Regions from separate parts of the Homo sapiens genome. Here region 1 is linked to region 2. A link is a loop called in an ENCODE intact Hi-C map of the cell type or tissue named here. Cell type or tissue: GM12878. All regions are shown on one strand. Links, peaks and the distances in the headings refer to the core of each region. The heading gives the core; the rest is flanking DNA. Region 1 overlaps STX8 (syntaxin 8). Region 2 overlaps STX8 (syntaxin 8).

Evidence for each region. Peaks named below come from ENCODE experiments on the same cell type or tissue, not always from the same donor. Only the 100,000 strongest peaks of a DNase experiment are listed, where the experiment ranks them.
Region 1: a loop joins it to region 2, with 3 times the contacts of the local background. A loop is called at or near these places in 2 of 110 quality-filtered maps.

The regions. Positions count from the first base shown.
Region 1 is chr17:9,283,910-9,300,753 of GRCh38, forward strand. The region is part of intron 7 of STX8 (syntaxin 8); the gene reads right to left. Among named protein-coding and RNA genes, the nearest start is that of NTN1, 270 kb to the left of the region's middle. RefSeq lists an enhancer at 6,346-6,455. In GM12878, for the core only: a CTCF peak has its summit at 8,455; DNase peaks (open chromatin) are centred at 6,172 and 8,467; H3K4me3 peaks cover 1,396 bases; H3K27ac peaks cover 442 bases.
Region 2 is chr17:9,381,838-9,395,930 of GRCh38, forward strand. All of the region lies in intron 6 of STX8 (syntaxin 8), which reads right to left. Among named protein-coding and RNA genes, the nearest start is that of STX8, 190 kb to the right of the region's middle. In GM12878, for the core only: no CTCF peak of the experiment used is centred there; a DNase peak (open chromatin) is centred at 7,444.

The DNA.
Region 1 (16,844 bases), core at 4,519-12,518, 98 kb before region 2:
ACTGGAAAAGGCTGTTTTACTGTGGTGTATTTCCTCGGGAGAGGAAATGATTTTTGAGAATACTGAAGCCTTTTTTATTCTAAAGTAGGCTAGCAACACCTGTACACAATCTTTCTAGACAACAATAAGACTTTTCTGAGGTTTCATGTCATGATCGTTTAATTTAATAGCTCTGAGAGTTTAAACAGGACACTCATACCTCAGTTAACTGGCATGGTCAGTGAACTGGGGATTCCAGTTAACTTAATTTTTCCATCAACTAATAGTAACCCATTTATGCAATGAAATTTCCTCAGCAGGATACAGGGGATCTGCACAGCTCTTTTCAGATATGTACAATTGTATGGTTTGTCTCTAAGTTTTCCTTTTTTAAAAAATCAGCATCTTGCCTTGTGTAAATCTTCAAATTAATAAACCAATGATCAACTACAAGACGGCTCACCAAAACAAATAAGCAAAAAAGGTTAGGTTTAACTCTGATCGTCTTAGCTAAAGAAAATAAACTACGGAGAAAATAAAATATTTTCTTCTCAATTCATACAGCATTCACTTAAGGCAATGGTCTGCACCCTGGAGATACGGAGATAAACAATACATGTTTTTTTGGACCTCAGAAGCTCACAGTTTACATATGGATAAAGTAGGAAAGTTCAGAAGATATGAGCAATGACAGTTGTTTAAAAAATTTTTTTTCTTTAAAAGTGTATAAAGCTACTCTTGTTTTTGAAAAGTCAAGGCAAATGAAACATACTTTTTGAAATAATCAGGGAAAAAAATAAGTTTAAAGTTTCCTCTAGATCTTTTAATCAGCAGAATAATAAGGACTGACTTTATATCTAGACTTCGACTTAGCAGAATTAGAAAACTTCAAAAGTCCTAGAAATATCACAGGTAAATGGGTAAAATTAACCTCAAAAAGTTTCTGACTTGACTTTCTAGGGGCCGAAACACGCAAGATCCTTCTCAGTTCTCTCCCTTAGTCTTATGTTTTAATTAACAGAGGCAAAGTTTTTCAAAGTCATGGGTGGGGCTTGCTTTATTTCCTCTGATGGTTTCCAGCAGGGAACCTTGGCCTTAGGATCTTAAGTTTTCTGGAATACTAGGTTCCATTCTCCCAGCTTCCCAGGCCCCACCCCCCTGGAGATTCTGATTCAGCGGTTCCGGGAGAGGGCCCAGGAATTTGTATTTTTAGTAAGAGCATCGTGTGATTCTTATCATCAGGGAAATCTGGACACTATGGATAATAACAATTTGCCCACGAATCACAGGTTGTGGGTAGGGCTTAGAGAGAAAAACAGATTCCCAGGCCCCAAGGCTCAGGGAATCAGCTTCAGGAAGCCTGGGCTCAGACTCAGGAATCTGCATTTCTAACAAACACCTCAGGCAACATCTGGTGGACGGAAACACTGTCTTTGGTGCTGAGCCACCAAACTCTATTCTGCAGGTGTTGGATATAAAACAACCAGAATCAGCAGAAACCAGTGTAGAGGTCCAAAGTAGTGATAAAAAAAAAAAAAAAAAAGGAGAAACATCTGGGACATCTCCGTCTACCTGAGGCCCTGGACTGCTGGGTGTCTTCAATACCACATTTCCTGGTCTGACCTAGATGGGCCTTTTCTCTAAGGCCGGCCTCCAGAAGCCAGGGTGAAGCCCAGAACATTACACACAATGAGATGCCCATCTGTTCCTGCATGGGGCAGATCGAGGGTGCCTATTTATCCAAGCCTGGTAGTCCCAAACAGTGATCACCCTGGTTAAATAAATACAAAAAGGCAAAACATCTTTTGGAATTGTTACATGCTGGTTATATCATGCCTGAAAATTGCAAATGAAACTAGTACATGTACCAATGCCTGGTCATAAATGAACACATTGTTTACTACAAATTCTGCTGAAATAAACCTGTCTTCACATACAGTTGCTAAGGCACTTGTGCTTAGAAAAACAAATACTTTAAAGACAAACAATACCTTCACATTTTCCCTTCAAAAGTGACTAATTTACTCAATACTTCTGAAAAATTGTAACGAACTTCTTCTGGAATCCCCATATTACCGCATCCCACACTTGCCAATAACTATATGGAGCGCTTTGGAAACGCCGAGGGAAATAGCAGACTTGGTAAGGCTTAAAAAAAAAAATAAGGCAAGATCATAGATGGGATGAAAAACTCAACTTGAATGCTTCCCCGTGAAGTCAGTCTACGTTTGATCCAAATGGTTGAACTCCAAAAGCACCTCAGCAGTTCAGCTCTCTTGATTTCAAACCCCTGCCCACATGGCTCAAATTTGCAACTTAAATATTCGGTATGAAAACGAAAGTTATTTAACTGTTAGCACAGGCTCTCTTCTCCAAAAGAGAGTAGGAAGGGCATACGTTTCGGCCCACACACATACGCCGATCTTTGACTTCTAAATATCAGGGCACAACACACACAATTATTTTGGCTTTGGGAGACAACACTGTCTGTTATGTTGGGGTGGGTAGTTACAAAAAAATATTGTCTTGAACACTGCCAGAGCTGACGATTTTATGCATGTGTAGTACAAACGGTTCTTTTTCATTTTGGAAAGAAAAAGCACTTAAAAAAGGTTTGGTAGGGAGGCTCTGCAGCGATATTTCACCTCAATACATCTTTCAAGTTTGATAGCTTGTAAGCTCACGGCTTTGGTTCTTGTCTTCAACCTTCAGACAACTCTAAGCTGGCTACAGCAGCTGCAGAGGCTGAGTCTTTAAATGAAATAAAGAAATAATTGCTTCAGGGAACAAAGGGAAGCAAAAAAAAAAAAAAAAAAGTCCTGTTAGCTGAACTATGTGGCCCCTTGGGACGGTGTGTGGTGTGTATTCCTGATGAATATTGTTCGGTGTGGTAAAGGAATCCCTGCAAAACCCCAGAGACTCAGAAAAAGGGTGGCGTGGTAGTAGAAACAGTGGGCTTCAGAGGTGTACCTGGGTTCGAGCTGAGGCTATGCCACTGACCAGCTACGTGACCTTGAGCACTGGCCCTCACCTCTCAGGGTCTTTGCCTCTTGTCTGTGATATGGGAATGACATTACCTGTCTCACGGGGCTGTAAATGAGGCCTGGAAGGATGATGTATGTCATGTGTTGATTTCACGTGGGCAAACTGAATGCCCTTGGTTATCTCTCCCCGCTCCCCAAACTCTACTAGTGGGGAATGGTATAAATATATAAACCAAAAGAACAGGAGAGAAAATGACATCCCATCAGATACAGCAACAAAATGTCAGGAGATGGAAAGCAGATGGATAAGTCATCAGTGTCTTACAGTAGATGACGATGAAACCTAAACAGCAGATTTGGGGTGGGGCAGGCTCCATCAGGTTCTCCTGCAGGTGAGGCTAAAAACAGGGGGACTAGTTAAAGACTATATGAGGGCCAGATGCACCCCAGGTCCCTGCCACCACCGCACACAATCAGGCAAACTACCTCTCCCCTATCTTCTCAGGAGAGATGTTCACAGGTGAAACTGGACTGGGGAGCTTGAAACATGGGGGCAACAGGCACAGAAGAAGAAAGGGATATGACGAGATGCTGGAAATAGGGAGATGAAATCCTGGTTTTCATAGGGCATGAGAAGCTGGCTGTCCCCTCTTCCTGTTTGGCTCCCAGACAATTAACAGCCAAGTTTCCACTCATTAGGGGGGACTACAGGGCTCCTCTCAGCAGTGATGGACTAAACAAAGACAAAAGAAATGCAGATAGTCCTGTTTGGGATCCCCAATCAATGACTAGGTCCTCCCCTGCCTGATAATGCTTCTGTGAAATCTGCAATTCAACAGATCCCACCCATGCCTATAGAACTTTCATATGTCTTTTTACATTCTTTTTTTTTTGTTTTGAGATGGAGGCTCACTCGGTCGCCAGACTGGAGTGAAGTGGCACATCTCGGCTCACTGCAACCTCTGCCTTCTGGGTTCAAGTGACTGTCCTGCCTCAGCCTCCCAAGTAGCTGGGATTACAGGTGAGCACCACCACGCCCAGCTAATTTGGTATTTTTGGTAGAGACAGGGTTTCACCATGTTGGCCAGGATGGTTTCAATCTCTTGACCTTGTGATCCACCCGCCTCGGCTTCCCAAAGTGCTGGGATTACAGGTGTGAGCCACCATGCCTGGCCTACATTCTTTAACATTAATGGGTAGCCAAGCATCACTAGACATTTGACAAGGGGGGGGGGGGGGAGAAAAGCAAAACAAACAAACAAACAAACAAAAAAAAAAAAAACCAAAAACAAAAAACCAACCTTCCCCCTGAAAAAAAAAAAAACAGAAAAAGGAATCCAATGACAAGATACAACGCAAAGAACAGAAGAAAATGTGAAAGAAACAATAATTACAATTATCATAGAGATAAAATATGTAATATCTATGAAATTAGAACAGAATAAATTAAAAAATCAGAAAGCCTTGGAGTGAAAAAGGAAGACAGCAGCTATAAAGAATTTCAATGGGCCGGGCGCGGTGGCTCACGCCTGTAATCCCAGCACTTTGGGAGGCCGAGACGGGTGGATCACGAGATCAAGAGATCGAGACCATCCTGGCTAACGCGGTGAAACCCCGTCTCTACTAAAATGACAAAAAAATTAGCCGGGCGTGGTGGCAGGCGCCTGTAGTCCCAGCTACTCGGGAGGCTGAGGCAGGAGAATGCCGTGAACCCGGGAGGTGGAGCTTGCAGTGAGCCGAGATCGCGCCACTGCACTCCAGCCTGGGTGACAGAGTGAGACTCCGTCTCGAAATAAATAAATAAAATAAATAAATAAATAAATAAATAAATAAAAGAATTTCAATGGAAGAATTTTAAGACTCACTTGAAGAAATGAACAAAACAACCAAAAAATGAAAGACAGAAGAGAAAATAAGGAAATTCAAGGATTAAACTATGAAACCCAATATCCAATTAAGGGGTGCAGCAGAAGGAAAGAAAAGAGAAAACACAGGAGGTAATCATGAAAGCTATAAGAAAATGTTTTGAGAACTGAAGGACATGAATTTTCAAACTGAAGCGTTCACAAAATACCCAACACAATAACGGGGGTAAGCGGGGAAGTTATGCTAAGGCCTTCTGTGTGAAATTTAGGATGCTGGGACTAAAGAGATGCTCCTAAGAGCAAAATAGGATGTACAACAAGGTTCTGGAATCAGACAGGCACTGGACTTCTCTATGGCAATACCGGAAGCTAGTAGTCAAGGCAAGATGCCTCCAAAATTTGGAGTGCAAATTGTTTCCGGCCTAAAATTTTATATGCAGTCAATCAATCAACAACAAGGGAGATAATAAAGATAGTTTTGGACAAGTACTATCTCAAGAAAATTTATTTCCCAAGTACTCTTTCTTAGAAAGCTAGGGGAGGCTTAAGGGGGTAAATCAAGCAAGAAAATGAGTTCCAGGAATGAAGGGCTCCAAAAGAAGAAAGAGTTGATGGAAAGTCTCAAGAAGATATTAAGAAGGCCTAGCAGAGGAGTGCTGTCCTAGACAGCTACCAGTTTGGACTGGTTTAGAAGGACGAGGACTCCAGGAGAGCTGACCCCAAGGAAAATATAAAAAAGACAGATTATTTGATGTGCATCTGACGATACCCACAAATTTTTTTTTTTTTTAGTTTGGTAGTAATTTAGGGCAAGAATTATAATAGACAAAGGGGAAAATCCATCCTGGCTAACATGGTGAAACCCCATCTCTACTAAAAAAAAAAACAAAAAATCAGCTGGGTGTGGTGGCGGGCGCCTGTAGTCCCAGCTACTCGGGAGGCTGAGGCAGGAGAATGGCATGAACCCGGGAGGTGGAGCTTGCAGTGAGTCGGGATCGCGCCACTGCAGTCCAGCCTGGGTGACAGAGCAAGACTCCGTCTCAAAAAAACAAAAACAAAACAAAACACACAAAGGGAAAAATGACAATAAGTTCCAAAAAAACACAAAATATTGCATGAGAAAGGAGATCTAATTACAATAAACTACGTAGCTCTGTTAATGATATTGATATGGTCAAAATGAAAACAATGAGTGATAACTAACAATTGTAGTTTAACTCTGTTGGTAGCACAGAGAAAGAAGTGTGAGTGCCTGAGCATGTGTGTGGGCGGACAATGAAAGAACTAATCATTTCCCACAGGAGGAAGTTAAGAGACAGCTTCTAGAATTGCAAGCAAATCGAGTCATGTCAGTACAAGTACATTATTTAGAAATAAGAAAGCAAAACCAAGAAGAGAGTGTGAAAGAGTTGAAAGTACCTTCCTTTGGAGAGTGGGGTGTAGGGGAAGGAAGGTGAAACAGGTGACTCTTGCTTTCTGTTTTCTCTTTTGAAATACACCCTGCACTATTTGTCTTTTTAAATTATGCCATTATTTTGACTCATCACCAGGTGAAAGTCTATGTCAAATGCATGCCACTGTGTGTGGATTGAGGGCAGGTGTAGGGCAGGATGGGGGTGAGTGCCACCTGCATCTGAACGCCATGGAACACGCAGGTATTGGGTGTTAGAGACAGAAGAGAACACACATTCATTACACTCTCCTCTTGGCTGCTCAGCAAGCACGTGTGCGCGTATACGCACAAACACACACACAGGTATATACAATTTCAAGCAAATTTGATACATTTATCAAAATATAATTATCCCAAGCACAACCAAAACTGCATTCACTTCCTTCCCAACGGGAGAAAAATCTCAAATCACATCTTGCTACAGTATAGCGAGGGAAGGAGGGGCCTCTGTGGTACAAGTCCCAGATCTCTGGTTAATGGTCATCTTCTCAACCCAGTTCATAAATAGTTCTCCATATTATGACCAAGTAATTTAGTTATTTCCAATATATCCGATATATACCTGTAGACAAATGCCCTGAGGATGCTACCAAAAGCTCCTGTTTGGAAAAGGGGAAAGGCACACATTGCCACCCAGTCCAGGACGTACATGCTTCTTATTAGGGTGCAGTAACCCTGTCCCCTGGGAGGCTCATTCTTGTCTAATGTCCTCTGCTGAAAAAGACAACCCTTTGGGGGTTTCCGCACTACCTAAGGTCAGCTTCAAAAAGGGAATGTTGCATAGCCATGGTGAACATGGAACAAGTTCTAGGAAGAAATGAGGATCCAGAAGTAGAATCAACCCGAACAAATATTACTGTCAACCAAATAGAGTTTGTGTGTGTTGTATAAAATCACTGTAGAATTATATGCTTCAATTACTGAGATTAAATATTCAGTATCAGGAAAAAGCTTGCCTTTCTTAAAAAGTATGTTTTGGCTGGGCGCAGTGGCTCACACCTCCCAGCACTTTGGGAGGCCGAAGCCGAAAAGTCACCCGAGCCGAGGAGTTCACGACTAACCTGGGCAACATGGTGAAACCTCGTGTCCACTAAAAACACAAAACATTAGCTGGGTGTGGTGGTGGGTACCTGTAGTCCCAGCTACTCAGGAGGGAGGGAGGATCACCTAAGCCTGGGAATTTGAAGCTGCAGTGAGCCATGATCACGCCACTGCACTCCAGCATGGGCGATGGGAGTGAGACTCGGTCTCAAAAAAAAAAAAAAAAAAAGTATGTTTCTTTCCTTTCCTATTAAATACTTCCATTGTGGTACACATCATATTTCCCTTTCTGTGTTGGTTTTCCAAGATTCTATCCTCAGTGCTAAATTTAATGCTCAAATATGGTATTAGTTTAGGAATTGGACATATTTTATTTACGTTCTCTTCTACATGTAAACATTTTCTATTCTTTAACAGCTTTGAGATTTTATATATACATACATCTTTTATTGTAAACTACCCATGTCCTCTTTGGAATACATAGGTCACAAATTATAAATAAAATCTATCTTGGGATAGGATTTGAGCTATCTTTGCTAAACTGCCCTACAAGATTCCTAGAGATTGAGGTTGGGGAAGAAACTGGGCTTTGAACAGTCCAAAGGCTCCGCTAGCCAGTCTTTATTGCTTGCTGTTTTATCTTAAGTCTGGTTCTGCAGGCTAAACTCTGTGAACGTATTCATTTATTTATGCTTTTGTGTATATTTTGGTGTTGTTTCCAAGGAAAAGTTCTCTTTCAAATCCTCCCGCCTTGCCTTAGTTGAACTAAGGAGAAGTGGGATTTTCTCCTGTGTTGATGTGTTCCTGAGTGTTGGATGGGGTGCTGCCAGCTAACCAGACCAGGACTAGAGCTAAGGAAGAAGCTGCTGGAGCTGGGGCAGAGGCACTGGGAATCCAGGAGGTACAGGACTGGCCCAGAGGTGGATGGACGGAGTCCCTGCCCACAGGGCAATTCCTTTACACAAAGAAGAACCTCAGACAAATAAATGGGTACTAAACATATGAACGATATAAGGGTAGAGCAAAGGCATCCTGGAAGTCAGTGTCACGGTCTCCACCGTGGGGCCTGTCCGTGGGGCTTCAGCATTCACTGGCGTGGGAGACCTGCAGCTTAGGTGTGTCACCACCGTGTGGTGGAAGGGAGAGTGACAGGCATACAGAGCCCAGTGGGTTCCCAGTTCAGAGATTTATGGTGCTTTTCTAAGCCACAGCTTGAACAAAAATAGAATCTGTTTATTAAACTTGTCTCTTTCATAACACAACACAGACTTCAGAAAGATAACTTTACAGCAGACAAAATAAAGAGGAGGCACTCATATTTCTCCAGCTACCTGCTAATGGCTAATCTCGAGCATGCTTTATTCTGAGGCCTACAGGAAGGAGTTTCCTCCTCTCACCTCCAACTAAAAAGAATCCCCTTTCTTTACTTTGGCATTGAACCCCTTCAGCAGCACAGCTCACAGTCCTGGCCCTGGCTTACTAGGGCTTGCAGAATCATCTTGCTTCACCAAGCTGGTTTGGAAGCAGCAGAATTTCCTCTTGAGCCAACAAGTCTTCCCCTCGCTGAATGCTCTCTGGCTGTTTCTAAGAATGTGCTCTGCAGTTCCCATGCCCCAAGTCCTCAGATGCCACTAGCTATTCAGCTCTCATGCCCCCCATCTTCTCTCCAAACACAAGGCCTTACACCCAACCAGCAAGCAACTCTAGGAAGATTATTTTCAAGACAGATTAAAGTAACCTGACAGAAAATAGAACAAAACATGAATATCCGGTATCATCATGGATACTGGTTGGTTAAGCAAATTTAAATTCATTTCACCAATATTATTGAATTGGGTACAATCACTAAATAACCACTGGGACACAGCAGCCAGGGACCTCCATGTCTCCTAGGTAGATAAAGAAAAATAATAATGAATAGTGAGAGCATTTACAAAGTGCCAAGCATTGTTCTGAAGAATACACATGCTATAATTCATTTCACCCTCACAAATCTCCCAATGTTGGGTAGATCCCATGAATACTTCTAGTTTCTAGGCAGTATTCTAGGAGTATCTAAGGGATGCTCGAGGTCTCACAGCTGGTAACCAATGGAGCTGGATTCCAATCCAGAAAGTCAGATTGTAGACCCCTCAAAACAGTGTCTGCAGCCACTGCCTTACACGGCTTCCTGGGGAAGTCATCCCCTACCTGTAATCAGCTTATGAGGACCTCACAGAAGATGTGGAATTTTAGAGACTTTTTTTTTTTTTAATGAGAACATTATAACTTGGGCATGAGGTAGCTATGAAGAATTCTCAAAGACCTGATTAAGGTCCTTGGATAAGTGATGACAGTGAGATAGGAGGTGTAAGAAGGTCCGGCGGTCTACCCAGAAAATGTTACCATAAAAATAGAATACTGTCATTAATTTTGAAGTGAATACGACACTTTGTACTTTGCAAAGAACCGTGACATATATGTTATCCATTTTAAGCTTTGCAGTAACCCCAGATGTCATGTTTAACTTTTTATGTGGTCACCATTTATAGTACTTTTTTTTTTTTTTGAGATGGAGTCTCTGTCTGTCGCCCAGGCTGGAGTGCAGCGGCACGATCTTGGCTCACTGCAAGCTCCGCCTCCCGGGTTCACGCCATTCTGCTGTCTCAGCCTCCCAAGTACCTGGGACTACAGGCACCCGCCACCACGCCTGGCTAATTTTTTTTTTGTATTTTTAGTAGAGACGGGGTTTCACCGTGTTAGCCAGGATGGTCTCGATTTCCTGACCTAGTGATCTGCCCGTCTCGGCCTCCCAAAGTGCTGGGATTACAGGCGTGAGCCACTGCCCCTGGCCCAAGTCTTATTTTCTCCATCTTATAGATGAAGCAAATGATGAAGATTCCACGGCTAGCCTAGAGGTGGCCTAGGGTTTGGGTCTTCTGATGTCTATTGCAGTGCTGTTGGTCACATCTTGCTAATTTGGCCCCAGGGTCAGCAAAGAACTCTTAGTGAGAGAGATGGCGTAACACAAGATAGGAAGGAAAGGAAAGATATGAAGTCTGGCTGGAAGGCCTAATGGTGATAAAGTGAAAGAGGAAGAGAACTCGTATTTTCTGAGCCCTTACTATGTGCAAAACCCTATGGTGGGCCTCAATGGCTCAGGAAAGCTGGAAATACAACAGAATCACTGAAAGAGAAGATTCCTGCATGGAAGGCAACTGTTGCTTCTCCATCAGGATCAGCTCTGAGTGAGGGTGGAACATCTGAAGCCAGGCGTTTCATAAACAGGAGCTTTGGCAGTCTTACACTCTTTAGAGCAGACAACAAGGAGCAGACAGGAATCAGGAATCGCTCCTTAGAGACTTCCAGGGATGGGAAGAATGCATGGGAAAGGATTCTTAAGAAGGTGTGTGCAGAGGAGGGTACTTCATTGATGAAACATAAGGAAGAACTAGGGGCCAGGGAAACTCTAGTGTTGGTAAGCATTATGGACTGAATCGTATCACCCCAACATTCATATGTTGAAGCCCAAATCCTCAATGTAACTGTATTTGGAGACAGGAACTTTGAAAATGTAATGAAAATGAAAATGAGGTCATAAGAGTGGGGTACTAGTCCAATAGGACTGATGTCATTATAAGAAGAGGAAGAGACACCAGAGGGCTCTTTCCTTCTCTGAACTTGCATACTCTGAGCATGCACAGAGGAAAGGCCACGTGAGCACAGAGCAAGAAGGCAGCCATCTGCAACCCAAGGACAGAAGCCTCAGCAGAAACCGACCCTGCTGGCACCCTGATCTTGGATTTCTAATCTCCAGAATTCTGAGAGAATAAACTTCTGTTGGCTAAGCAACCCCGCCTGGTATTTTGTTATGGCAGCTTGAGCAGACTAATGGAGTGAGCCTTGTTGGCCCTGCCACCTCCCTGGCTCTTGGCCAACACTAATTTATATTTGAAAACTCAGAGTCACCTCTTCTATGAGGTCTTTCTCATTCATCCTAGCCATTTCTTCCTTGATGCCTCCTCTCTATGTGAAGGGATCTTATCTTAGAACCCATAACACTTTATTGACTTAGTCTTTTTTAAAACAAGCCTAACTGTTCCTATTAGACTCCGAGCCCCTTGAAAGAAGAGACCACCTTAGTCAACTTTATAGTCCTGGTCCCTAGCATGTAGCAGACATTCAATAATTGTTTATAGACAAATTAAAGAAATGAACAAATCTAGGATATTATCTTGAAAATGTAGGCTGGGACCAGGCACGGTGGCTCACACCAGTAATCCCAGCACTTTCGGGAGCTGAGGCGGGCAAATCACGAGGTCAGGAGTTCGAGACCAGCCTGGCCAACAGGTGAAATCCCGTCTCTACTAAAAATACAAAAAATTAGCTGGGCGTGGTGGCAGGTGCCTGTAATTCCAGTTACTCGGGAGGCTGAGGCAGGAGAATCACTTGAAACCAGGAGGCAGAGGTTGCAGTGAGCCAAGATCGCGCCACCGCACTCCAGCGTGACGACAGAATGAGATTCCGTCCCCCCTCCCCCCCAAAAAAAGGAGGCTGGGTGCAGTGGCTCATGCCTGTAATCCCAGCACTTTGGGAGGCCAAGACAGGTGGATCACCTGAGGTCAGGAGTTCGAGACCAGCCTGGCCAACATGGTGAAACCCCATCTCTACCAAAAATACAAAAAATTAGCCAGGTGTGGCCAGGCGCAGTGGCTCATGCCTGTAATCCCAGCACTTTGGGAGGCCAAGGCGGGCGGATCACGAGGTCAGGAGATTGAGACCATCCTGGCTAACACGGTGAAACCCTGCCTCTGCTAAAAATACAAAAAATTAGCCGGGGGCGGTGGCGGGTGCCTGTAGTCCCAGCTACTCAGGAGGCTGAGGCAGGAGAATGGCGCGAACCCGGGAGGCGGAGATTGCAGTGAGCCGAGATCGTGCTACTGTACTCCAGCCTGGGAGACAGAGTGAGACTCCGTCTCAAAAAAATTAGCCAGGCATGGTGGTGCATGCCTGTAATCCCAGCTACTCGGGAGGCTGAGGCAGGAGAATGGCGCGAACCTGGGAGGCAGAGCTTGCAGTGAGCTGAGATCGCACCACTGCACTCCAGCCTGGGCGACAGAGACTCTGTCTCAAAAAAATTAGCCAGGCGTGGTGGTGCGTGCCTGTAATCCCAGCTACTTGGGAGGCTGTGGCAGGAGAATAGCTTGAACCTGGGAGGTGGAGGTTGCAGTGAACCAAGATCACACCACTGCATTCCAGCCTAGGCAACGAGAGTGAAACTCCATCTCTCAAAAAAAAAAAAAAATGTATATTAGTGTAAATGTAAATGTTATGACATGATTAATTAATGAATTCATTCATTCAACAATAAACTTGTAAATGGCTGGAAGGAAAAAAAGAAGTAAATTGTTGAAAGACTAAAAAAAAAAAAAAACAAACCAAGGGCATTTCTAGATAGCGAAGACATGACAAAATGAAGGATTAGCTGGATTAGCTGTGTAAGTGAATATAAAGCAGTTATTTGTAGTAACCGCTTGCCATGCAGTATGATTTTAATTATACTTAAATGTAAAGGATAGCTGTACAGAGTAGGGGCTGTGTGAGCTCCAAGGTGAGACAAAGGTGGTGGCTGAATCCTGCCTCTGCTAATACTAGTTGGGTGATTTTAGACAAGTTACTAAACTTCTCTGGGCCTCATCTCATTATTTTTTTCAACATAAATCTTACTCAAGTATAATACATATACAGAAAATTACATAAGCTGTCAAGAGACAAGCTCAATGAATTTACTAGTTGCCTTATCTTGTAAATGGGAAGAATAACAGCATCTGTTCATACAGGACAGGTATGAGGACTTCATGACATGATGCTTTGGAAGCATTTGGCATGGTGTCCAATGCACAGTGAACCTCCAAAAACGTCAGCTCTCATTTATGTTTACCTCATTAAACTGCAATCTTAACTTGATGTAGAGATGTTCAAACCTTGTATCATTTTGCATACAGTCTGATAGCATATGCCCAGAGTTTGCAAAAAAAAAAAAAAAAGAAAAAAAAAGAAAAAGTGAATCCTGCTCCTAATGTGGTTTAGTGAGTATAGAAACTCATCTTTAGAACTGAGTATGAGAATCTCATCACTGTCACCCTTCCTGCCACTCCCACTTAATGGAATGATTCTTCATCTACTTAAAATGCCAAGGAAGCTTAGAGTCAGGGCCAGAGGTGGCAACAAAATGGATGTGGAGATGCTTCCTTGGTTGGTACATGAAAGAGAGAAAGACATCTTTTATTTCAGCATTCGTGACTTCTCATACAAGCTGAATAGAGGTCATCATTCCAGGGCTAGGCAACAGCAAGTACTCAATAAATGTTTGTTAGCCGGATGCAGTAGCTCACGCCTATGGTTCCCATTACCTGGGAGGCTGAAGCAGGAGGACTGCTTGAGCCCAAGAGTTCAAAACCACCCTGGGCAACACGGCAAGACCCTATCTCTAAAGAAATAAAAATAACAGTAAAATTAGCCAGGCATGGTGGCACACACCTGTAGTCCCAGCTGCCTGGGAGGTTGAGGCAGGAGAATCACTTGAGCCCAGGAGGTCAAGACTAGCCTAGGTGATATAGTGAGTGTCTGTCTCTCAATAAATGAATGTTTGTTAGCTGGGGATGCAGCAGGAGCATCTTCTGAAAGAAGGGCAAGTTGGGACCCCACTGTATCTTAAGCGGTGTTCCTATAAACAAAGTTATTCCATGTACCTAGCAAGGGTGGACCAAGTGGTTACCTAAATAGAGATGACCTGATGGGTAAAAAGAAGTCCTTTCTTTTCCCAAGTGTCTTCCCCAAACAGCTTCAGGATACCCAAAATTCCACTGCTGGTAGATTCCTGTTTGTCACAGTCAGCCTCCTCCTCCGTTCCCATTTAAAATGGAAATGTCACTGGCTGGGAAAGCACACTCTGTTTCTGACGTGGGAGCATGGATGAACTGATGGGAGTCCTTTCCTCTTGAGCAGAAGAAGATGGACAGTAAAAGTGTCAGTGACTGAAGGAAGCATGGATGTGAGCACATGTGGAGCGTGAGTTGGCGGAGGTGGAACTTTCTGACCTCTGTACTTTGGCCAGCCCAGCCCTGGCACCCACAGGCACAGGAGAGTTCCTGGCAATGGAAAGGCTGATGAGGAAATCAGCTCAGGTTTTCCTAAGTGCTCTTCCAACATCTTCCTTCCACTGCCACGTGCACTCCTGCTTTGTCTTTCCCTCTTCCAAGTAACTCTCTGTGAGCAAATGTACTTCTGTTATTCCACTTTAAAAACCAAAAAAACCGGGCCAGCCATGGTGGCTCACGCCTGTAATCCCAGTACTTTGGGAGGCCAAGGTGGGTAGATCACCTGAGGTCAGGAGACTGAGACCATCCTGGCCAACATGGTGAAACCCCGTCTCTACTAAAAATACAAAAATTAGCCGGGTGTGGTGGCGGACATCTGTAATCCCAGCTACTCAGGAGACTGAGGCAGAAGAATTGCTTGAAACCAGAAGGCGGAGGTTGCAGTGAGCCGAGATCACGCCACTGCACTCCAGTCTAGGCAACAAGAGCGAAACTCTGTCTCAAAAACAAACAAAACAAAACAAAACAAAACCAAACCAAACCTGAGTAGCATCTGTCCTTGCAAGCATTCCTTTGCAACTCCTCAGAAGATCCAGGCTCTTCTAAGTAGCAGCAGCAGATGTGGCTTAAAACAAGATGCTTGAGGGGAATTTACAGTCTGTGACCAATTAGCCAGATGCACTCACCTTCCCACCTGGTTTTTCTCTTGTCGGTGTTTTGCGAGCCCTCTCTCACTTTCCTTGATTCTCTGTTGGTAGAAGGTCATTTCCCTTTGGCCTAGGAGTTTGCAGTCTGAGGCCATCTTGGGTTCACATCTGCTTCTGGACTTCAGATGGCACTGGTGACCAACACAAGCCTTCTCCAACACACACTCACGCAGGCACAGTGACCTTTTCTCCCGGATGCATAGCTCATCATAGTTTTCCACATTTTTTTTGTGAATTCCAACTTCAGATGGTGCAAATGTGGTCACATGGTTAATTCCCAATCTATGCTATACAGAATGCTGAGCCTTACTGTGTCTGCATGTCATTTCCCAAGCAAACCGAGGAACTGTATTTCAGCCACAAAACCTCGATGATTTGGAAGGAAAAGAGGGGATTGCCTGCGTCCGTCTTCATTCTTACGCTTTTTTTTTTTTTTTTTTTTTGAGACAAGAGTCTCACTCTGTCGCCCAGGCTAGAGTGCAGTGGCGCGATCTGGGCTCACTGCAAGCTCTGCCTCCCAGGTTCACACCATTCTCCTGCCTCAGCCTCCTGAGTAGCTGGGACTACAGGCGCCCGCCACCACACCCGGCTAATTTTTTGTATTTTTAGTAGAGACAGGGTTTCACCGTGTTAGCCAGGATGGTCTCAATCTCCTGCCCTCGTGATCTACTGCCTCAGCCTCCCAAAGTGCAGGGATTACAGGTGTGAGCCACCGTGCTCGGGCCATTCTTACATTATTTAATACTGGTCATACCACTTCCTGCTTCCAGTCAGTGAAGTAGAGTTACCGCTGTGTCTAGAAGCTACCGCTTTAGGCTATTTGTTACTCTAAATGTAATGTAAACTCCTTTCCTTTCAGTTTGGGTTTGCCTCAATCAACTACGTTTGCCAACACTTGGAGATGTAGAGAGCTTTAAGTTGTTATCTCGTCAAGATCTTGGAACCTAGGCAGGGCATGAACATCAATCACCCAAGATAAACATTTGTTTCACCAGTGTTTATAAATTTCTGGGGTTGAAAATTCCCCAATTAGGCAGGGTGCGGTGGCTCATGCCTATAATCCCAGCACTTTGGGAGACCGAGGCGGGCGGATCACCTGAGGTTGGGGGTTCGAGACCAGCCTGACCAACATGGTGAAACCTCGTCTCTACTGAAAATACAAAATTAGCCGGGCATGGTGGCGCATGCCTGTAATCCCAGCTACTTGGGAGGCTGAGGCAGGAGAATCACTTGAACCTGGGAGGAGGAGGTTGCGGTGAGCCACGGTGGTGCCATTGCACTCCAGCCTGGGCAACAAGAGCGAAACTCCATCTCAAAAAAAAAAAAAAAAAGAAAGAAAGAAAGAAAAAGAAAAAGAAAATTCCCCAATTATTTAAAAAACCTGTGAGTCATGACCTCCCCAAATCACAATTATGGTAAACTCCCCTCCCCCTTTTATTTTGCTTCAGCTAGTTTGAGTTGGGTTTTGAACCTTAGAAATGTTTTGTAGTTTTCTTCGTAGATCTACTTCTTGTTGAGCTTTTATAGCTATCGTGAATGCAATCTGTTCTCCATCTGTGATGTTTTCTACCTGGTTATGAGTGTTATATGAGAATACAATTTTTGTATATTTATTTTATATCTGGCAAAGGACTTGGCGTTCTTAGTTTTTCAGTTGATTCTCTTGAAATTTCCAAGTAGACAACTGGAAATATTTGCAAGTAAGATGTTAATTTTGGCTTTTCCTCTTTATTTAT
Region 2 (14,093 bases), core at 4,240-12,239:
GTGCGCCTGTAATTCCAGATACTTGGGAGGCTGAGGCAGGAGAATTGCTTGAACCCAGGAGGTGGAGGTTGCAGTGAGGTGAGATCGCATCACTGTACTCCAGCCTGGGTGACAGAGCAAGACTCTGTCTTGGGGGAAAAAACAAACAAACAAACAAACAATGTCCTAACTTATCCTTGTTTCTAGTCCTGATTCATTTTAATTCATTTTCTATACAATACTCAGAACATATTTTAATTCTCTCATATTTCAATGAATTAAAATATAAATAGCTACATGTATCGAACAACTCAGCTCTAAAGCAATAACTTAAAAAAGAAACCAAGAAAACACTCACACACACACACACACACACACACATATGCCCTGCCAAGAGGTATAGTTTTAAAATAAAAATTAACAGAAGAAATAAAATTACATACTAAAAATGTATGATTCAGGAAAGGGGTAAAGAGGAACAAAAGATAGATGGGATGAAAGGAACAGAAATACAATATCTATCTGGCATGCTTAAATTCAACTATATCAATAGTCACATTAATGTAAACAGACTAAACTTTTCAATTAAAAGACAAAGGGTATCACGCAAGATTTTTTTTCTTTTTTAAATTATACTTTAAGTTCTAGGTACATGTGCACAACGTGCAGGTTTGTTACATAGGTATACATGTGCCATGTTGGTTTGCTGCACCCATCAACTCGTCATTTACATTAGGTATTTCTCCTAATGCTATCCCTCCCCCAGCAAGATTTTTAAAAAAAGATGACACAACTATATACTTTGCTATGAAACTCACTATAAAGCATAGTGTTTGTATGAGAAAGGTGGCAAAGCTATATTAATATCAGACCAGACAGACTTCTTGAAAAGGAGTATTATTAGACATAAAAAGGAACTTTTCATCATGATGAAAGGACACATGTCAAAAATGGGAAATTCTGTCATATTTGAAAATTAAGGAAAACACTTCTGATTTCCCCACAGGGCAAAGATGAAACCACAAGAGAAAGCAGAAAGCAGAAAGAAGGACAACTGCTATAGACTGGATGTTGGTGTGCCTTCAAAATTATGTTGAAGCCTCATCACCAGTGTGATGACATTTGGATGTGGGGCCTTTGGGAGGTGAATGGTGATGAGAGTAAAGCCCGTATGAATGAACGAATCCTGTTCCATGCATGAGATTTATGACCTTATAAAAGAGTTCCTAGAGAGCATCCTCATTTCTTCCACCATGTGAAGTTACAATGAAGACAGCTGTCTATGAACCAGGAAACAGATCCTCACCAGACACCAGATCTGTAGGCACCTTGATCTTGACTCCCCAGCTTCCACAACGGTGAGAATTTCTATTGTTTATAAGCCAGCCAGTTGATGGCATTTTAATATAGCAGCTTGAATAGAACAAGACAACAACCTAGCACAAAAGTTTTTAGGATGCTACTAAAGCACGACTTATGGAAGTTTAGTGCTCTAAATGCATATATTAGTAAAGAAGAAAGATGTGAAATCAATGATCAGACTCAAGGAGCTAATAGTATGATCATCTCAATAAATGCAGACAAAGGGTATGACGAAATTCAGTGTCCATCCATGATACAAATTATCAGCAAAATAGAAACGAAAGGGAACTTCTTCAGCCTGAGGAAGGCTATCTATATTTAAAACTCTCAGAGCTAACATCATACTTACAGGTGGAACATGGAACATTTTTTATCTAAGATCAGGAACAAGGCTATGACGTCTATTCTGACAGCATCTGTTGAACATTTTATTAGAAGTCCCAGATTGTTCAATAAGGCAGGGGGGAAGAAAGCAAAAAGGTATGAAAGGGAGCTGTAAAGGTGCATTTGCAGATGACATGATTGTACACCCAGAAAACGATAAAGTCTATTTAAAAACTACTAGAACTAGTAAGTAAATCTAATAAATTTGCACATACAGTCAATAGTAAAAGGCAATATATTTCTATATACCAGTGATAAAGAACGGAGAAAAAATAAAAGTAAAAAAATCCATTATAACGGCATCAAAAGCCATATTACATACTCAGAAATAAATCTAACTGAAGATGTGTAAGACCTCTATAATAAAAACTATAAAACATTGCTGGGAGAAATGAAAGAAGGCCTAAAAAAAGGAGAACTGGCCTGACCCATATGGTAGTTCTATCTGTGGTTTTCTGAGGAACCCCCATGCTGTTCTCCATCATAGCTGTACTAGTTCACATTCCCACCTACAGTATAAAAGAGTTCCTTTTTTTCTCCACATATCCTCACCCTCATTTGTTATTTTTTTTTTTTTCATATATTGGTTGCTCATTTATAAGAGAGAACACGGTATTTTAAAGATACTGGTTCATTTTTTTTTCAATTGACAGATATCGTACAGAATTTTATACATTGAATGCAATCTTAATCAAAATTCTAGCAGGCTTTTAAAATGAAACCTGCAAGCCAATTCTAAAATTTACAAAGAAAATTATTTAGAATAACCAAAATAATCTTAACAAAGAAAAACAGGCTGGATGCGGTGGCTCACGCCTGTAATCCCAGCACTTTGGGAGGCCTAGGCGGGTGGATCATGAGGTCAGGAGATTGAGACCATCCTGGCTAACATGGTGAAACCCCGTCTCTACTAAAAATACAAAAAATTAGCCAGGCGTGATGGTGGGCTCCTGTAGTCCCAGCTACTCGGGAGGCTGAGGCAGGAGAATGGCATGAACCCGGGAGGCGGAGCTTGCAGAGAGCCAAGAAAGGCACCCACTGCACTCCAGCCTGAGCAACAGAGCGAGACTCCATCTCAAACAAAACAAAACAAAACAAAACAGAACAAAACAAGTTGGAGGTATTATGTTACCAAAATTCACAATTTATTATAAATATATACTAATCAAGAGAGTCTGATATTAGAATAAGGACAAACACATCAATGGAACAAAACAGAGTCCAGATAGACTTGTGTGTGTGTGTGTGTGTGTGTGTACATGCACACACGCACGTGCTCAATTCTCAACAAAGGAAAGAAAATTCTTTTCAACATATGGTGCTGGAAAAACTGGATATATGTATGAGGAAGTAAAAAACCCCTCAACCCTTTTCTCTCCATACCAAAAAAAAAAAAAAATTGTGATGGTTCATAGACTTAACTGTAAAACCTAGAACTGTAAAGCTTCTAAAAGAAAAAAAAAAAAGAGAGAAAATTTTTATAGCCTGGAGTAGGTAGGCAAAAATTTCTTGGACAGGACATAAAAAGACTATCCACAAAAGAAAAGAGATTGGTCAATCTGATTTAGCAAATCCTCAAAGGAAGTGATTTCTAGATTTTGTGACATCCTGATGCTCTGGGCATAGTATTCTTCCTAAAATGTAATGGGAGGACTTGGACACATGGCTTCAGTCTTTGTCTCATCAGCATTGAACACAGTTCTGTTTATATATAGTAGCATATGTAAAAGTGGACATTTTTATGATCCACGCCTCATTCTCTATCAAGAGAAATTTTCTGTTCATCCAAAGATACTATTACAAAAATTAATAAATAAGCCACAGAATGGTAGAAAATATTTGTAGAACATATATCTGACATAGTATTTGTATCTAGAGTATATAAAGATCTCCTACATATTAACAATAAAGAAAAGCTAACTTTAAAATAGGCAAAAGATCTGAACAGATGTTTTACAGAAGAAGATATACAAATGGCCAATAAACACATGAAAAACAGCTCAAATATTGTTAAGTCATTAGGGAAATGCAAATTTCAACCAAAATAAGATACTGCTTCACACTCACTACAGTGTGCAAACTAAAGACTTACAATACTAATTGTTGGGGGAAAATATGGCACAAAGGGCGCTGTACAAGTATTTGTCAATTCTCATCAAGTTAACCATATATCTACCATCTTACCCAGAAACTTTACTCCTAGGTTTTTTGTTTTTTGTTTTTTGAGGTGGCATCTTGCTCTATTACCACCCTGGAGCTGGAGTGCAGTGGCACGATCTCCGCTCACTGCAACCTCCGCTTCCGAGTTCAAGCAATTCTCCAGCCTCGCCCTCCTGAGTAGCTGGGATTTACAGGCACGCGCCACTGCGCCTGTCTAATTTTTGAATTTTTAGTAGAGACGGGGTTTCACCATGTTGGCCAGGCTGGTCTTGAACTCCTAACCTCAGGTGATCCACCTGCCTCGGCTGGGATTACAGGCATGAGCCATCATGCCTGGCTCACTCCTAGGTATTTACCAAACGGAAATAAAAGCCTATTTCTCAAAAAAAAAAAAAAAAAAGCCTGTACAAAAATATACATAGCAACCTTATTCATGAGGGCCCCAAACTAGAAACAACCCAAATATCCATCATTAGGAGAACAGAAAAGCAAATTGGGGTATATCTGTTAATGGAATACTATTCGGCAATAGAAAGCATGAGCTACTCATGCATGCCACAACTGTCTAAATCTCAAAAAGTTTTGTTGGCTAAAAATAAGAAAACAATCATTATATGCTTTGTGATTCCATTTATAAGAAATACAAGGATAAACCTAGCCTACAAAATAGACATCAGAAAGTGGTTGCCTCTGGGGTGCTTGACTAGAAAGGGACATGAGGAAACTTTCTGGGAGGATGGAAATGTTCGAAAGGTCATACAAATTCACGCAAATGGGTACAGCTGTCAAAACACACAGAAGGGAGGAAGGGAAGTCAGGAGGGAGGGAAGCAGGGAGGGAGGGAGCTGGCAGGCGGGCAGGCAGGCAGGCAGGCAAGACAAAACAAATGCCTTAGAATAACAAAATTTCAGACCTGCAAGAGTCATGCAATCACCTTGTAGTTCCTTCCCCTTTTATAACATCCCTGGCAGTGGGATGGTTAATCTTTCACCAAACACTCCCAGAGACTGGTAACATGGAAACTCATGAGAAAATCAGTTCCATGGCTGAGTTAGAGGGTGACTTTGATAATTATAAAGTCCTTTATTCTGAGCTAAAATTCTGCCTGCTCTCAACTTCTACCTTAGGTATTTCTTTTTCTTTCTTTTTTCCTCTTCTTTTTTTGAGACAGAGTTTCACTCTTGTTGCCCAGGCTGGAGTGCAGTGGCGCGATCTCAGCTCACTGCAACCTCCACCTCCCGGGTTCAAACAAGTCTCCTGCCTCAGCCTCCCAAGTAGCTGAAATTACAGGCACCCCTTAAGTATTTCTAGACCAACACAATATCAGTGTTCTTTCCTTCATAATTTTCCTCATATATCTCCTTGGTCTTCTCCTCTAGGTTAAAGATACTTAGATCCAAACTTTAGCAAACGCTCAAAGGAAGTGATTTCGAGATCTTGTGACATCCTGATGCTCTGGGCATAGTATTCTTCCTAAAAACGTGATGGGAGGACTTGGACACATAGCTTCAGTCTTTGTCTCATCAGCATTGAACACAGCTGAGTTTATATATAGTAGCATATGTAAAAGTGGGCTTTTTTTTCTTTTTGAGAGGGAGTCTTGCGCTCTGTCACTCAGGCTGGAGTGCAGTGGCACGATCTCGGCTCACTGCAAGCTCCGCCTCCCGGGTTCACGCCATTCTCCTGCCTCAGCCTCCCGAGTAATGGGACTACAGGCGCCCGCCACCACACCCGGCTAATTTTTTGTATTTTTAGTAGACACGGGTTTCACCGTGTTAGCCAAGATGGTCTCGATCTCCTGACCTCATGATCCGCCCGCCTTGGCCTTCCAAAGTGCTGGGATTACAGGCGTGAGCCACCACGCCTGGCCAAAAAGTGGGCATTTTTATGATCTGTGCCTCATTCTCTATCAAGACAGTCCACAGTAACAATCATGCTTTGTACTTGGCCTTGTAGTTGACTCTGAGCTTGGTACACTGTTCTCACGCAACCGAATACAATCAGTATTGCGTGATGCATCAACGCCACAATACATAATACAAAATTCAGGGCTAATAGCCTCTGTTACTATAAGAAAATCAAGTGCAAAATATTCCTTGTCTGACAAGAAATACAGTATGTCGGATGTTATATGTTAACTGGGTTTCTAGATAGATTTCTTTGTAAGTTTATAAATATTCATAATATGACTTAGAGGTAAATCAATAAATCTGTAGCAGATTAGATCAATGAAAACCAGTAGTCAACACTTGTAGGGATTAATGTTTTAATCTAGACCGAAAACGAAGTTTTTCATTTTGGTTGGTAAACCTCTCCTCTTTATTAGTTGTTGTTTCTAAACAACTCTATTTTTTTTTTTTTTTTTTGAGACATTACTTCGCTCTTGTTGCCCAGGCTGGAGTGCAGTGGTGTGATCTCGGCTCACTGCAACCTCCGCCTCCCAGGTTCAAGTGATTCTCATGCCTCAGCCTCCTGAGTAGCTGGGATTACAGATGCCTGCCACCACACCAGCTAATTTTTTATATTTTTAGTAGAGACAGGGTTTCATAATGTTGGCCAGGCTGGTCTCGAACTCCTGACCTCAGGTGATCCACTCACCTCTGTCTCCCAAAGTGCTGGGATTACAGGCGTGAGCCACCATGCCCGGCCTAAACAACTCTACTTTTTAAGTTATAAAAATTATTCAATAGCAGTTTATAAATGCGAGGGGAAAAAGTAAACATTATCCAAATACCCCAGTATAACAACAGTGTAATTCCCCCATGTGTTCACTACAATTTGACATAAACATATACATTTTTTCGGGCGTGGTGGCTCACGCCTGTAATCCCAGCACTTTGGGAGGCCGAGGTGGGCGGATCACCTGAGGTCGGGAGTTCAAAACCAGCCTGACCAACATGGAGAAATGCCATCTGTACTAAAAATACAAAATCAGCCGGGTGTGGTGGTGCATGCCTGTAATCCCACCTACTTAGGAGGCTGAGGCAGGAGAATTGCTTGAACCCAGGAGGCGGGGGTTACAGTGAGCCAACACAGTGCCATTGCACTCCAGCCTGGGCAACAAGAGCAAAACTCTGTCTCAAAAAAAAGAAAAAAAAAAAAAAAAACCATACATTTTCATTTAATTGCAATATATAAGCCTCCCCCATCTAATGATATCATTTGTATTTTTTCATGTAGCTACAAAGTCTTCAGTTATAATTTCTCATGGTTACAAAATATTCATTCCATAAAATAACCATTCCTTAAATAATAGCCCATTGTTGGATACTTAGAATGTTTCTATATTTCTAAATAATGAGTCTATAAATTCTTTCCTCCATTATCATTGGTTCTTTTTAATCATTTCCTTAACAAAGTGTGATTATGACTGCCTCATAAACTTTGAAACAGATTGCCAAATTACTTTTTAATAGACTTATACTGCCACTGTTGGTTTGATGGGATTCATTCCACTTGTCAGTTATGACCTCAGAAGATTTCCTAGGCCAGAGAGCCTTGGGGAATTCCCACTCTGCAGACCAGGCACTACCAAGGTGGGAATTTCCCTAACCACAGTCTATTAAGAGCAAATTAAATACAGGTTTCAGAGTATAGGTTGTGAAACAACCAGCTGACTAGTTCAGATTCCTGACTGTAGAGCCTCCAAAGAGAAACTGATACCCTGCTTCCTGGTCAGTACTTGCATTTGGTTTCACGAAGGAGCTTATATTTCAATCACATGTTAATCTGAGATATCGAGTGACATTCCAGCACAGAATGGACAAAATGGAACAACGTAAAGTATACCACAAAATGACAGCATCACAAGGATTAAGAAATATTATATGATGTCAAAATACCCGACTCCAATAATACTTCATCATTTTTCTACTCTCAATTACAGCCTCAATACATTCTATATATAGGGAGAGAGTTTGCTATATATTTTCAGATACATTTGGTGCCTTTTTATACTCATAACGGACTCATAATGGCAGTAGTAAAGTCATTATGTTATTATGCTTTTTGCTTATGTTCTTAATAATATTTGAAGACAAATGTTAAAAAAAATCTATAGTGAAGATAGAGTTTTTCTTGAGGGTATTAGTTTAATTCCCTCCGTTCCCTATAATTGATATCATACTCAAATTTATCAATGGAAACCAAAAATGGGGGGTGGTGGTGACCTCTGATAATACCGTACACTAGGAAAAGATACATTCCAGAGAACAGGGACACAAGGAAAAACCAATCTGTGACTTCTTAAAGGAAAGGTAATGCTTTGCCTATGGCATCCTATGGCAGGGAGCTGCAAGGAACTCCCGCAGATCAAAGTGGAGCCTCTGGGAACCACCCAGGCTTTGGGGACACAGGGAAAGCTCCTTTGCCTGGCAGAAATTCCCCTTGGCCACACTCGCTCACACCTTATACACAGCCAGATGGGCCAGGTTAGGCAAAAAACACAGGCTCCTTTCCGACTTCCTCTTGACCATAAACCATGGTCTCTCATCTAGGCTTAAAAATGTGTAACAGGAGTCTGGACGCAGTGGCTCAGGCCTGTAATCCCAGCACTTTGGGAGGCTGAGGTGGGCGGATCACCTGAGATCAGGAGTTGAAGACCAGCCTGACCAATCTGATGAAACCCCGTCTCTACTAAATATACAAAAATTACCTGGGCGTGGTGGTGGTTGTCTGTAATCCCAGCTACTCAGGAGGCTGAGACAGAAGAATCACTTGAACCTGGGAGGCAGAGGTTGCAGTGAGCTGAGATCGCGCCATTGCACTACGGCCTGGACAGCAAGAGCGAAACTCCGTCTCAAAAAAAAAAAAAGTGTAACACAGGGTCGGTGCGGTGGCTCATGCCTGTAATCCCAGCACTTTGGGAGGCTGTGGCAGGTGGATCACGAGGTCAGGAGTTTGAGACCAGCCTGGCCAACGTAGTGAAACCCTGTCTCTACTAAAAATACAAAAAAAAAAAAAAAATTAGCCAGGCATGGTGGTGGGCACCTGTAGTCCCAGCTACTCGGGAGGCTGAGGCAGGAGAATCACTTGAACCCGGGAGGTGGAGGTTGCAGTGAGCCGAGATCGCGCCATTGCACTCCAGCCTGGGCGACAGAGCGAGACTCCGTCTCAAAAAAAAAAAAAAAAAAAGAAGGGGGAGATATTTTAAATTAAAAGACATTAAAGAGGCAAAACAGTTAAACGCAATCTGTAATCTGATTGCTGGAGCACCCCCTCAAAAAAAAGTGACAAAACTTTATTGGGGCAATGGCAGCAATTTAAATAGAAACTCCATATTAGTCATTATTACCATATCAAAGTTAAGTTTCTTGGATATGCTAATGACACTGCAGTTATATAGGAAAACAACCTACACAGAAGAATATTAGGAGATAGATTAGGAACAGATGCCAAAGTATATAGAAGCATTACGAGACACCCTCACCTTACTTCAAACCATTCACAGGCTGGGCTCGGTGGTTCACAACTTGTAATCTCAGCACTTTGGGTGGTAGAGGCTGGTGGATCACTTGAGGTCAGGAGTTCGAGACCAGCCCGGCCAACATGGTGAAACCCTGTCTACTAAAAACACAAAAATTAGCCAGACATGGTGGTGCATGCCTGTAGTCCCAGTTACTTGGGAGGCTGAGGCAGGAGAATTGCTTGAACCTGGGAAGTGGAGGTTGCAGTGAGCGGAGATCATGCCATTGCACTCCAGCCTGGACATCACAGCAAGACTCCATCTCAAAAGAATTTAAAAATATTAAATAATAATAATTCGCTCTGGGGGGAAAAGGTACATAAATACACACACACACTCATGCAGCAACAAAAAAGCAAAACAAATGTGGCTAAACGTTAACAACTGGTGAATCTAGTAAATGAAGGGTGACCAGATATGCCTGAAGAATATACTGTTAACTTTTCTGTAGCTTTAGAAAAACCTTTAAAATAAAAAGATGAGGGAAAAAAAAAAGCCACAGACTTAGATTGGGTTACAGAAAAAGAGAGAGAGAAAAAAAAAAAGGAAACCATATTGCTATATAGATGGGAAGCATATGGCAGAGTAGGGTAACTAAAGTCCTAGATTTCACACTGGAGAAATAAAAAGGGAGCCTCAGGAGCCAAAATGCACCAGGAAGATCACAGACTGGGAGGAGCTTAGAAAAGCAACCCCTTAAAGTTGTTCATGAAGTCCTGGATTCTCCTTTGAGAAGTGCATACACGGAGCTGACCCCAAATAGTATACGTAGACATTGAGAGCTGAACTACAGGAGAGAAAACCACCCAACTCCCAGTCTGGTCACTGGCTACTGCACCTGTGGGACAGACCCAAACAGTACTGGAAAGACTTTGAAAACTTCTTCAATGGTAGTTGGAACCTGTGGCCTCAACTCAACCAGGGCAATTGCCTGCTAAAATAAAAAATATCAACATCTCTGTAGGATTTAAACCAACAGCCAGAGTCTCATAAAATAATAATCAAAATGTCCAGGATACAACGCAAAATTTTGCAGCATATGAACATCCGGAAAATTTCAAGTTGCATAAGAAACCTGGGAAAAGACAACAAGATGCCATTGCTAAGAAGCATAGTTGTTGGAGTTATCTGACAAAGACTTTAAAGCAGCTATAATAAAAATGCTGGGCCAGGCATTTTTGGGAGCTGAATCGTGATGATTGTTTGAGCCCAGGAGTTCAAGATCAGTCTGGACAACATAGTGAGAACCTGTCTCTACAAAAAATAAAAAATTAGCTGGGCATAGTGGCATGCATCTGTAGTTTCAGCTTCTCAGCAGGCTAAGAAAGGAGAATCACTTGAGCCCAGGAGGTTGAGGCTGCAGTGAGCTGTGACTGCACCACTACACTTCAGCCTGGATGACAGAGTGAGACCCTGTTTCAAAAATACAAAGTAAATAAAAATAAAAATGCTCCAAGAAGTAATGGTGAACACTCTTGAAATATAGTCTCAGCAAAGAAACAAAAAATATAGAGAAGAACCAAATGCAACTTTTGAAACTGAAAAACACAATAACCAAATTTGAAAACTCACTGGATGGGATCAATAGCAGAATGGACATGATACAGGAAAGAGGTGGTGAACTGGAAGATAGTTCCAATAAAAATGAATAGAGCCTCAAGGACCTATGGGATAATGGGAAAAAGTCAAACATTCATGCCACTGGAGTCTCAGAAGAGAGAAAAAAGAGTGTGGGCCAGAAAAAATACGTGAACAAATAATGGTTGAAAGTTTTCTAAATTTGGCAAAGAACATACACCTACATATTTGAGAAGCTCAGCAAACCCCAAACAAGATAAACACAAAGAAGTCCAGGCCACAACACATCATATCCAAATTGCTGAACACTAAAGACAAAGAAAAAAATAATTGAACACAACCAAAGAAAAACAACACATTGCTTTATAGGGGAACAAAAATTTCAAAGACTGGATTTCTCATCAAAAATCAGAGGCCAGAAGGAAGTATAGCACCAGTTTTAAAGTGCTGAAAGAAAAGAGCTATCAACACAAAATTCTATAACCAGCAAAACTATCCTTCAGCACCGAGGTGAAATAAAGATACTCTAGACGAAGAAGTACTAAGAAAATATGTTGTCAACAGATCTACTCTAAGAGAACAGCTAAAGGAAGTTCTTCAGACAGAAGAAAAACGATACCAGTAGGAAACCTGAAACGAAGGATGAACAGCAGAAATGGTAAACATTTGGATAAATATTCTCCAGCTGACTTCTCTGTTTGGTGGATGAAAACCAAACTCATACTGTCTGATCTTCAATGCACGTAAGTATAATACATAAGACAATTATATACCATAGAGCAGGGTAGGCAAATGGGCCTATAGGGTGTAAGGTTGATACACTCCATGTGAAAAGATTAGATACTGATTCTAAGTAGACTGTAAATTTTTAAGTATGTATATTGTCATCCCTAGTTACCACTAAAACAATCTATACAAAAAGCTACAGTAAATAACAAAATAGAAAAATAAAAAAGCGGTACTAAGAAGTTCATATATATGATACAATTTATATGACATTATCCCAAAGACAAAAGTTTAGTGACAGAGGACAGGTCAGTCAGTGGTTGTCAGGAGTTAGGAATGGGTGAGAGTATGGTCGGTTTACAAAAGAAACACAAGGAAGTTTCTGGAGCAATGGAATGGTTCTGGGTCCCATTTGTGTAGTGGCTAAACAAACCTACACATGTGTAAAAATTCACAGAACAACAAACACAGTCAATTTTGTTTTGTGTTAATTTAAGAATTAAAATTTAAAAATATACAAGAGAGATACAGGTAAAGGTAGAATCTAAGAGAACACAGTATGTAAAGAACAAGAGGAGGAAAAACAATAGAAGCAAAGCAAGTGGCAAAAACAAAAACAAAAACAAAACAAAGAAAAAACCCACACTGTTGTCACAGAGGGCAGCGCCGCAAGGAAGGGAGTGTGGAATTTGCCATGTCTACTGGATGGGCTACTGGGCAGTCAGTGTCAACCATGCTAAGCGCGGCTTTGGATGTGGGAGGGATGGGGAGAGAGAGCAAAGTGTCTGAATTGCAGGAATGTATACATGTCAAAGTGTGGGAATGGGAAAACAGCCAAGTCTGGACTAGTGTATTACCAAAAGCTCATATTATTTATTTATTTATTTAAATTCATTTTTTTTTTTGAGACTAAGTCTCACTCTATTGCCCAGGCTGGAGTGCAGTGACACCATCTTGGCTCACTGCAACCTCTGCCTCCCGGGTTCAAGTGATTCTCCCGAGTAGCTGGGATTACAGGCGCCCGCCACCATGCCCAGCTAACTTTTGACAGTTTAGTAGAGATGGGGTTTCACTATGTTGGCCATACTCGTCTTGAACTCCTGACCTCAAGTGATCAGCCTGCCTCAGCCTCCCAAAGTGCTGGGATTACAGGCGTGAGCCACCGCGCCTGGCCGAAAAGCTCATATTATTTAAAACCATAACAACAACTGCCAATATTTAGTAAAAATTGCCAGATGCTAAGCCATTGTTTCTCAATCTAGAGGCACAAACAGTTATAAAGTTTAAAAAAGTTTGGCCAGGCACAGTGGCTCATGCCTGTAATCCCAGCACTTTGGGAGGCCGAGGCAGGTGAATCACGAGGTCAGGAGTTTGAGACCAGCCTGGCCTGGCCTGGCCGACATGATGAAACCCCATCTCTACTAAAAATACAAAAAAATAGCTGGGCGTAGTGGCGGGCGCCGTAATCCCAACTACTCGGCAGGCTGAGGTAGGAGAATCACTTGAACCCGGGAGGCAGAGGTTGCAGTGAGCAGAGATTGCGCCACTGCACTCCAGCCCAGGTGAAAGAGCAAGACCCCGTCTCAAAAAAAAAAAAAGTTTAAACAAATTCTTCCACACCCCTCAGTATTGATGTTACTGTATTTATTTAATTAAATATAAATGTAAGTATATATTCATTATGTTTATAGCTCTTTATAGTGCTAAAACAAATATTCATATAAAAATGAAAACTACAAAACCCAAATTCTATTTAACCACAATAATTTAATGTTGAAGACAATGCGTGTTTTGGGAATCCTAAATTGTGCTTAAAACATGAATATGGCAGCTGGACGCAGTGGCTCATGCCTCTAATCCCAGCACTTTGGGAAGCTGAGGCGGGCACATCAATCACTTGAGGTAAGGAGTTCCAGACCAGACTGGCCACCATGGTAAAAATAAAAAAAATCAGCCAGGCACCTGTAATCCCATCTACTTGGGAGCCTGAGGCAAGAGAATCGCTTGAACCTGGGAGGCAGAGGTTGCAGTGAGCCCAGATCGCACCACTGCACTCCAGCCTGGGAGACGGAGCAAGACTGTCTCAAACAAAACAAAACAAAACAAAAAAATGCACAAATATGGTACAGGCTAAGGTATAGGTCCTTTGGGTTTGTCCTGCTGTTCTTTATGTCAACTGTGAAGGCATCCTTTATACGGTGCCTAGTGACAGGCTTTGGCCTTCTCTTGGAAGCAAATACTTCATTACATATTAAGTATACCTTCTTTTCTCAACAGCCAAAAATGACTAAGATCCAAGACAATTATACCCAGAAGTTCAAATGTGGGCTGGAATTGTATAGCCAGACACAATTAGTCCTCCCAGATGACCCAGAATATTCTTTTAATTTTAAAATATTATCATCAGCATAAAAACAAAACATGTAGAACAGCTCTAATT